Linked DNA regions of Homo sapiens: region 2 is linked to region 1. A link is an interaction called in ENCODE POLR2A ChIA-PET data of the cell type or tissue named here. Cell type or tissue: HepG2. All regions are shown on one strand. Region 1 overlaps RSPRY1 (ring finger and SPRY domain containing 1). Region 2 holds the start of LOC124903697 (a long non-coding RNA gene).

The links. ChIA-PET counts read pairs that join two places held together with the same protein. Peaks named below come from ENCODE experiments on the same cell type or tissue, not always from the same donor. Only the 100,000 strongest peaks of a DNase experiment are listed, where the experiment ranks them.
Region 2: POLR2A ChIA-PET joins it to region 1 with 8 read pairs; 18 of 35 experiments call an interaction of 5 or more read pairs at or near these places.

What each region holds. Positions count from the first base shown.
Region 1 is chr16:57,192,681-57,197,680 of GRCh38, reverse strand. The region is part of intron 1 of RSPRY1 (ring finger and SPRY domain containing 1); the gene reads right to left. Among named protein-coding and RNA genes, the nearest start is that of RSPRY1, 8.9 kb to the right of the region's middle. In HepG2, no CTCF peak of the experiment used is centred here; a DNase peak (open chromatin) is centred at 2,870; H3K4me3 peaks cover 350 bases.
Region 2 is chr16:57,249,177-57,254,176 of GRCh38, reverse strand. It overlaps ARL2BP (ARF like GTPase 2 binding protein), which reads right to left. Exons shown (of 6, transcript NM_012106.4): 4 at 4,325-4,410; 5 at 3,670-3,766; 6 at 542-2,011. The coding sequence ends at 1,910. It overlaps LOC124903697 (a long non-coding RNA gene), which reads left to right and starts at 2,385. Exons shown (of 2, transcript XR_007065082.1): 1 at 2,385-2,473; 2 at 4,206-5,000. In HepG2, no CTCF peak of the experiment used is centred here; DNase peaks (open chromatin) are centred at 566 and 1,876.

The DNA of each region.
Region 1 (5,000 bases):
AGACAAAAATTAAGTTTTTTTCCAAATTGAACTAAAGTGTGTTTTGAGTCAGTTTCTTCCAAAAGAGCAATTTTCCTTAAATGACCCAGAAAATGTCAACTATAAAATTTGTCAGAGAAGAAAATGAGGCTTTTAAAAAAACTGTAAATACTTTAAAGCCAGACTTTTTTTTTTTAAATAAAAAGGACCATCTGTGAAAACCAAGTGTAAAGAAGAGGTTAATCAGGTGGAAGAAGCTGGAAGGCATTTTATAAAGGCAAGCCTATGAAACGTACAAGGAAAAATCAAGAGCTGTTACCTCTAAATACTTTCTGAGATGACTACACAGAGTACTCTTGAGGGCTACAGCCACAGACAGGGCACATAAATGAACAAAGTAGATGATCTTTCAGATTTATCTGGCACTGAAAACCTATAGGTTTTAAACTGGAAATGGCTGTCATTCATGGTATTTTTTTTTTACAGAGAAGTGATGGACTGCAGGCAAAAGACTGGGTGAAAGCTAATCAATTACACTTTAGACAATTTTTTGTTTCATCCATTCAAAAAAAGCTTTACGTGGCCCACTTTCCAAGGACCACTGCTTTAAGACAATAAAACTGAGCTTACAGATTTTACACACAATACCAGAAGCCACCATAGCACAGTACACACTCTGTTGTCAGACTAGGTGAAAGTCCCAGCCCTGCAATATTTACTGATACACGTCCTAATTAACCTGACTCTTGACACATGTTAAAAAACAGACATAGTAACAGTTCTTATCTCACAGTACCACTGTGGGGATTAAATGAAATAATGCATGTAATACGCATGGCACAGTGCCTAACATTTAAACTGGATCAAAAAAATGCAAGATGTTACAAAATGAGCACATATCTAATCAGAAATAACTAAATTACCTGGGGGAGAGGGATTCTGGAGTAAAACTTGAGTTAAAAGCACTAAGAAAAGTAAAGAATTTATCTTTTACAGAACTACCCCGTACTGAAGTAATTTTTACTTTTCTATAACCTATACTTACCTATATTTTCAGACAGAGAATCTTGGGAGGGATTGTAGCTTGATCATCCCATAGACGGCATTAGAATCACTTAGAGTACTTATTAAAATGCAAATCCCTGGTCCCACTACGAATAGCCAGAATCAGAATTTCTGGGATGCCGGCCCAAGCTTGTGTTTTCTTAAAAGCTCCCCAAGTGACTCTGATGGCAGCCACATTTGGAAATCACTGTGTATAGAACCTACCACAGAACCTGGCACAGCAGGAAGGACACACCGACTGAACTAGGGGGCAAACTGAAATACTAAAGGGCATTTCTTCTTGGGTCAAAAATGTTAATTTCCTTGTCCAGTAAAATGAACTGAGACTATCTTTGAATGCAGTCTTTTGGAGAGGTCAGCCTAAAAAGCCATTAGAATGGTTATATCCATAAGTGACATGTACAGTACATATCAACACAAAGGAAAAAATGGCTCCATATATTTCCCATGAGGTCCATCTTACGAAGCATCAAAATGAACCTAAATGATACGCTGCTTAAGGATATCATCAAGGGTTAAGAGACTGAACGGAATAGAAAATGAGTAAGATGAGATTATATAAAGGCAACACATCTGTAATACCTATATATATATATATATATTTTTTTTTTTTTTTGAGATGAAGTCTCACTCTGTCGCCAGGCTGGAGTCCAGTGGTGAGATCTCGGCTCACTGCAACCTCTATCTCCTGGGTTCAAGTGATTCGCCTACCTCAGCCTCCCGAGTAGCCAGGACTACAGGTGCGTGCCACCACGCTCAGCTAATTTTTTGTATTTTTAGTAAAGACGGGGTTTCAATATGTTGGCCAGGCTGGTCTTGAACTCCTGACCTCATGATCCACCCACTTCAGCCTCCCAAAGTGCTGGGATTACAGGTGTGAGCCACCGTGCCTGGCCAATACCTATATTCTTTACCTTAACTTCAAAGACAACATTAGCTGGTGAAGTCAACTTTGAGACAAAAAAAAAAAAAGCTAGTCACACAATTTAAATACACATCTGTGACAAACATCAACTGATTTAATAATTTTTATCACTGGATGCCAGTGCTTAGTAGAAGGACTCTTCTTACCACCTAAGTGGCAATACTTTTAATATGATTATACTTTTTTATTTTTATTTTTTCAGACGGAGTTCCACTCTCATTGCCCAGACTGGAGTGTAATGGTGTGATCTTGGCTCACTGCAACCTCCATCTCCCCGGTTCAGGCGATTCTCCTGCCTCGGCCACCCGAATAGCTGGGATTACAGGTGCCTGCCACCACGCCTGGCTCATTTTTGTACATTTAGTAGAGATGGGGTTTCACCATGTTCACCAGGCTGGTCTTGAACTCCTGATCTCAGGTGATCTGCCCACCTCGGCCTCCCAAAGTGCTGGGATTACAGGTGTGAGCCACCATGCCCAGCCTAATATTATACTCTCGATAACAATTTTGCTGCAAGAGCATAATTATGATCGAATATTTCCTTTGCAAATCTATTTCTCTGAAGTGTGGTATTATTAATTTTGATTCTTGCCTTTTTAAAAAAGAAACTAAAGACTATTCTCTCCATTTCTATATTATTTATTAGATTTTTACATTTTACATGTTTTTTCATTTTTCTTGGGGGTAAATGAAGCACCTAACGCTTTATATTTTTTTAAAGCTGCTCTGAGACAAAAAAAAATAATCAAACTTAGGGTCTTGGTAAGCTTGGTGTTAAAGCAGTAAGGTTCTGGTACTCACTGTCTTTATAAAACACAGACCTCTACCATCATAAACAGCTCACCATGGAGACATCTGGCCAACTAGTCTAACCCTCTCTGACAAATGGTCCAGGAATCAATGATTCATCTCTTCAAATATTTGCTTGCATTCAGCCATAGTACAGATCAGTGAGAAAGAACACTTTCTTTTCTTTGAAAATAGGACTGCAGAATTACACTGCCTAGGAAGGAAAAGCTGATTACAAGAGTGACCATAAAGAAGAAAAACCAGACTTTGGGCACTAAATTACTATTGTTATAATCTTCACCTTATCATTCCAAAATAGTGTTAGAGGATGTGACTTTTTTTCCAACCCTCCCCCACAAAGGCTAAGTCAAATAGCATGAATAGCAAAATGTGTAACATCCTGAAAATTTTAATGATGTTCTCTCATTAGAAAATGTTTTCGGATTTTTCCCTAAGTGTGTTAAAGAGATAGCTTCTATCATCACATTTACTCCCCACTCCCAATATTTTATTATGAAATTTTCCAAACATACAGAAAATTGAATTAGAGTTCACTGTAAACTGTGAACTATATACCCACCACCTAGATTCTACTACTAACATTTTACTAAACTTGCTTTATCCCCACCACCTAGACTCTACTACTAACATTTTACTAAACTTGCTTTATCGCTATCCATCTCTTATCCATCATTAATCCATTCAGTTTTTTTTACATATTTCAAAGTAAACTATAGGCATCAGTATACTTTCTCTTAAATAATTCAGCATGCATATCACTAATTAGACTTCAATAAACTTCAAGTTTTTAGGAGTCGAATTTACATACACTGAAATGTGCAAATCTTTTTTTTTTTTAAACGGAATCTCATTCTGTTGCCCAGGATGGAGTGCACTGGTGTGATCCCAGTTTACCACAAACTCTGTCTCCCGGGTTCAAGTAATTCTCCTGCCTCAGCCTCCTGAGTAGCTGGGATTATTGGCACATGCCACCACACCCAGCTAATGTTTGTGTTTTCAGTAGAGATGGGGTTTCACCATGTGGGCTAGGCTGGTCTCAAACTCCTGACCTCAAATGATCTGTCCACCTCGGCCTCCCAAAGTGCTGGGATTACAGGCGTGAGCCACCGCACCCGGCTGAAATGTGCAAATCTTAAGCACAGTAACGTGCTGAGTTTTATCAAATGCATATACCTGTGACTCAAACCCTATCAAGATAGAGAACATTATCTAGAAACATATTTGCTTAAAAAAATACAAAAATTAGCCAGGCACAGTGGCGTGTGCCTGTAATTCCAGCTACTTGGGAGGCTGAGGTGGGAAGATCACTTGAATCCAGAAGGTGGAGGTTGCAGTGAGCCGAGATCATCCCACTACCCTCAAGCCTGGGTGACAGAGCAAGACTCTGTCTCCAAAGAAAAAAAAAAAAAAGCCTGCAGAACACCCCAAAGACCACAATCTTCTTACTGAAGATTGTGTTTAAATAGGGAAAATCTCAAGTCAACAATACTGATTTGGTAATGCATGAAGATTACACTTGCCAGCTGAAACAGAAACTACCTAAAGATGTTTCAACAAGAGTGTTTCTGTCTTTAGACTCTAAAGCCTCTGGTATTTCATTGGGGAAGGTAAGAAGGGGGTAGATTGTGAAATATTTGGTTGGAATTTTACTTTTCCCACAAAAAGAAAGGTTGTCTTGATGAGGCGTTTTTACTTGCCTCCCAGATGTCCAAAGCTATCTAACCGTAGGTTTAGGTCACACAGAGTACCATTAACTCCTGAACTGTAACTGTCAAGAAGTCTGGGAAAAGCACTGGATGATTCTGACATTTCCCTTATGCACTGAGGATCTTTAAGAAAGCACACCTTTGAAAGTAGGTATTTTTTTCTGGTTGAAAGACTATCTGAGCAGGGCATGGTGGCTCACACCTGTAATCCCAACACTCTGGGAGGCCAAGGCAGGCAGACAGCTTGAGCCCAAGAATTTGAGACCAGCCTGGGCAACATGGCGAAACCCTGTTTCTACAAAAAATACACAAATTAGCCAGAGTGGCGGCTTGGACCCTATAGTCCAGCTACTGGGAAGGGCAGTGGGAGTGAGGGGTGGGAGGATCGCCTGAGCTGGGGAGGTCGAGGCTGCAGTAAACCATGATCGCACCACTGCACTTCAGCCTAGGAGACAGAGTGAGACCTTAAAAAAAAAAAAAAAAAAAAGAGTCTCTGGAAAAACCTTCCTCTAAAA
Region 2 (5,000 bases), 56 kb before region 1:
GTGATCCCAGCACTTTGGGAGGTGGGTGATCACCTGAAGTCAGGAGTTCAAGACCAGCCTGACCAACATGGTGAAACCCTGTCTCTACTAAAAATACAAAAATTAGCTGGGCGTGTTTGTGGACACCTATAATCCCGGCTGCTTGGGAGGCTGAGGCAGCAGAATCACTGGAACTCGGGAGGTGGAGGTTGCAGTGTGCCGAGATCGTGCCATTGCACTCCAGCCTGGGCAACAAAAGCAAAACTCCATTCCCAAAAAAAAAAGAAAAAAAAAAGGGTGAAAAACCAATTTGCCTTTATCATCGTTTTTTCATCATTTAATCTCTGGACTTGTCCACTGGCCTTTTCTCAAGTAGGCAGGCTGGTCCACAGGTCTTAGCAAGTGCTCCCAGCATGCCTGGGCTGTGGTGGACCTCCCATTTATAGACAAAGCAAGGGAAAGCAAGCCCAGGAGAGGTGGCATTTAAAAAAAAAAAAAAAAGACCAAAGCAATAATTAATAACCTTATGGCAGTGGCTACATTAAAGAAAGAATACAACTCATTGAGAATGGTGGTTCTTGCGAAACACCTGAAGTTTTACTCATGGTACAAAAGTATTTAATAAGTGACACATCAGTACAGAAACACAGAGCTTGTAGCTTGTCCTTTAAAACCAGAATGGCCAAGTGAAAAGTCAGTACAGATTCTTATTTTTACTATTAAAAAAAAAAAATCAAAGGGACACACTGGGAATTGAACTACTATGCTTTTTCTTCGTTCTAGAGATGACATATATGTTTTCTGATAAGTAATCTACCACACATTGCACTAAACCAAAGCATACAAACAGCCAGTAAAGCTGTGCTCTACCTGCTACTCATGCTGGGCTGGACAGTGGAACACCATCTTGGTAGGAGAGATTTTGACAGGAAGAAACTGCAGAGTCCCTACCTAACCCAGAGAACCTTACAAACTGGTTTATACACAAAGGATTTTCAGCAAACATGCAAACACACTAACATGCTATAGGAATATGTTTTAGTCTATTTCTAGCACACAGCATACATTCATAGGTGCCCAGTAAAATAGGAATGAATGTCAATGTAGAAAGCATTTTTGCCTTCACAGTACTAACAAACACCTAAAAAGCACACAGCATATAATACTTTGATCTTTAAGTGGATAATCATGGAAGTTCCAAGATCACATCCACTAGGTTAGCCTGAGTATTCATCTATAAAAATATTTTTTTTTTCAAAAATAATGCTTAAAAGAGACTTCTAGAAACAGTGGGACTACATCAGGACCAGAAGACAGTGACACAAGGACTGCAAATGTTAAGACTAGGAGTAGCTTTTCACATGGAGCTTTTATGTAGAGGACGTCTCCTTCTGTTGATTCCTACAGCCGAGACAAGATGTGATCACAGGAGACTCCAAAATCTCAAACTGGGCTTGAGTAACACCCTAGATAAACATCAGGAACCCCACTGAGGCTGAAGTACTGAAACTGTGGCCCATGTGAAAAAGAGGTGCAAGTGCACAAAGATTCATGCAGAGCCTGCTGGAACAGAGGGTGGTGGCGGCGGGTTAGTCCACACTTACACACCAGCAGGTATGCTGGGGAAGGGCCCCCCAGGTGGAGTGCCTGACATAGGGCTCGCTCCAGAGGCGTCTGACTCAGAAGCTCCTGAGAGAGGTGTCTACTTGAGGTGGGGAGGAGTACTATGGTTAATGAATACAAGAAGGTGTTTCAGGATAAATAGGTCCAGGAGGGTTAGGTCATTTTGGTTTTGACCTATTAATACTTAACATAAATGAAGAGTTACATAACAGAGTCAGTCTTTCCAAGATGTGTTCTGTCATCATGAGCTGAGCCTATTGGGCTGGTGACATCCAGAATGATCCCATTCATTGGCTGGAGGTAGGACCTAGTGCCGCAGATTGTTCTGGGAAGCTGGCAGAGAAGATGATTTGCACAATGAAGTCACCACTAAGCCACTGCTTAAGTCCAGTCCTCGGCCTTCTTTTTCCTATATGAGAAAACAACCAAAGGAAGGACTAGAAAGAGCCCTGGCTTGGAATCTTGCCTCTGACATGGGGAAGGCAGAGCTGAAGGTGGGAACGTGGACCTCCAGAGTACATAGGAAGGGAACACAGGTTATTGGTTATTCTGCATTTCTGCTCAATACTGGCCTGCCCTAGTCTTAATTTTTTTTAATATTATTTTTAAAGAGGTAGGGTCTTGCTCTGTCACCCAGGCTGGAGTATAGTGGCTTGATCACAGCTAACTGCTGCCTGGAATTCCTGGGCTCAAGTGGTCCTCCTGCCTCAGCCTCCTGAGTAGCTAGGACTACAGGTGTGCACCACTACAGCTGACTAACTTTTTTATTTTTATTTTTGTAGAGACAGGGTCTTGATATGTCACTTAGGCTGGTCTTGAACTCCTGGGCTCAAGTGATTCTCCTGCCTTGGCCTCCCAAAGCGCTGGAATTGTAAGTATGAGCCACTGTGTCCAGCCTGGCCCTGGTCATTCTTAAAATGCACTCTTAAAATGTACCTCCCTTCACTGGAAAACATTTTTCTTTCTTTCTTTTTTTTTTTTTTTGAGATAGGGGTCTTGCTATGTTGCCCAGGCTGGAGTGCAGTGGCTATTCACAGGCACCACTGCTGTGTAATACAGCCCCAAACTCCTAGGCTCAAGTGATTCTCCTGCCTCAGCCTTCGAAGTAGCTGGGACTACAGGCATGCACAACCACACCCAACACCATTTCTTTTTCTTTTCTTTTTTTTTTTTTGACACAGGGTCTGACTCTGTCACCCAGGCTGGACTGTAGCAGTACAATCACAGCTCACAGCAATCTCAACCTTCTGGGCTCAAGCGGTCCTCCCACCCAGCCCCCAAAGTAGCTGACTGGGACTACAGATGCACACCAGCACACCAAGCTAATTTTTGTATTTTTCATAGAGACAGGGTTTTGCCATGTTGCCTTGGCTGGTCTCAAACTCCTGAGCTCAAGCCATCTGCCTGCCTCGGCCTCCCAAAGTGCTGGGATTATAGGTGTGAGTTACCATGCCCAGTCTCCTATTTTTCTTATAAAGAGCTTGCATTATATGAAAAGCAAGGCAGGGCCAGGTGCGGTGGCTCACGCCTGTAATCCCAACACTTTGGGAGGCCGAGGCGGACCATGCTTCAGGAGTTTGAGACCAGCCTGGCCAACATGGTGAAACCCTGTCTCTACTAAAAATACAAGAATTAGCTGGGCGTGGTGGCAGGTGCCTGTAGTATCAGCTACTCGGGAGGCTGAGGCAGGAGTATTGCTTGAACCTGGAAGGCAGAGGTTCCAGTGAGCCAAGATGGTGCCACTGCACTCCAGCCTGGGTGACAAGAGCAAAACTCTGTCTCAAAAAAAAAAATAAATAAAAGAAAGGCAAGGCAGAATGAGACCTGAGACCTGCTTTTTCGGTTTTGTCCTTCTGATTAGGAACTCTAAGTTGGTACCTGGGCTTGTTTCATGAAAACATGAGAAGGTCCCAGCCACAACAGAATAGCAGCTCACTCTTCTGATGCCTCATCGGCCAGTTTGAAGGGAGAATGATGGGGGAAGCGTGGGAGGTTCATGTTCGGTATTTCTACCTGGAATTTTCTAAGTGGCTCAAAGTGGCTAAATAAATAGGAGTAGTAACTTACTGCTCTGTAGTCCAAAAACATTTCTTTAAAAGCCAGAAAATCTGTGAAGGTGAGCAGCATGTCGAATATGTCACCAGCCACTTCATCCTTATGGTGCCTGCAAACGGAACAGATGGCTGTTTCGTGAATGAATGATGAGACAGTCCTCAAGATTGCTTTCGTTTTTCTTTCCACCACCCCAGCCCCACCCCCCGCATTATTTTTGTTTTGTTTTTTTAGAGACTGGGTCTTGCTCTGTCACCCAGGCAGGAGTGCAGGGGTGCAATTATAGCTCACTGTAGCCTTGAACTGCTGGGCTCAAGGGATTCTCCAGCCTCAGCCTCCTGAGTAGCTAGGCCCACAGGTATGCAACACCACACCTGACTAATTTATTTTTTGTAGGGTCGGGGCCTCACTATGTCACCCAGGCTGGTCTTGAACTCCTGGGCTCAAGTGATCCTCCTCCCTTGGCCTCCCAAAGCACTGAGAACACAAGCGTGAGCCAATGCCTGATCTTTTCAAGATTTCATTAAAAGGTTTGAGGGCTTCCTCCATAGGACCTAACCACCAACGGCATGCACAGGAAAACAAACAAGGAGCGTCTTTTGGTCAGCCTAGGGAAGGAAGAAAGTGAGAAAACAAAACAAAACACAAAAATCAGTCAAGCTCAACTCACTGTAATGTTGTGGTGAAGGCTGCCATGTTGAACTCAGGAATCCGCTGCAGCAGCTGTTCTTCAATGTATTTTTCTACCAAAGAAATCTGCAACAGTGGAAAGGATTTTGGTGAGACCATACTTTGGGAAAACAAGACTTCTTTTCAGAAAGCCTGCCCAGCCCTTTCTAAACATTTCCTGAGGTCTGTGTGCCACAATCTACACTGAGTGCCAAGGATACCAAAGAGGACCAAAACACAGCTCCTGTCCTGGAGAAGTACTCAGCCTGGTGTGGAAGAGAAGCCTTAGCTGATAATGGTGCTGTAACAGGGTGGATGCTCTGACACAGGTGGAGACAGTGAGTAGCACGGTACCCACACCCACAACCCAGTGCAGGATGCAGTAAGTGGGGGCTTTGCCTCCTGGGTAGAGGGCATCTGTGTAACAGAACATACGGACATGGAGGCAGTCACAGGTTCCTTCTGGGCAGGTTTGTTTATGCCATGCTTCTGTGTTAAGAAAATAAAGTCCTGGAGGCCAAAATGGATTCTTAGATGACAGAATCCCAGGGGGCTGTTAAGAGGCCTCAGGGTAAAGTGTAGAGACCCAAGGGTGACGAGCTGAGGTTCCTGGGTTCCAGTCTTGGTTTTTCCACCAAATAGTTAGTGATCTTGGTCTCAGTTTTCACTTTTACTTA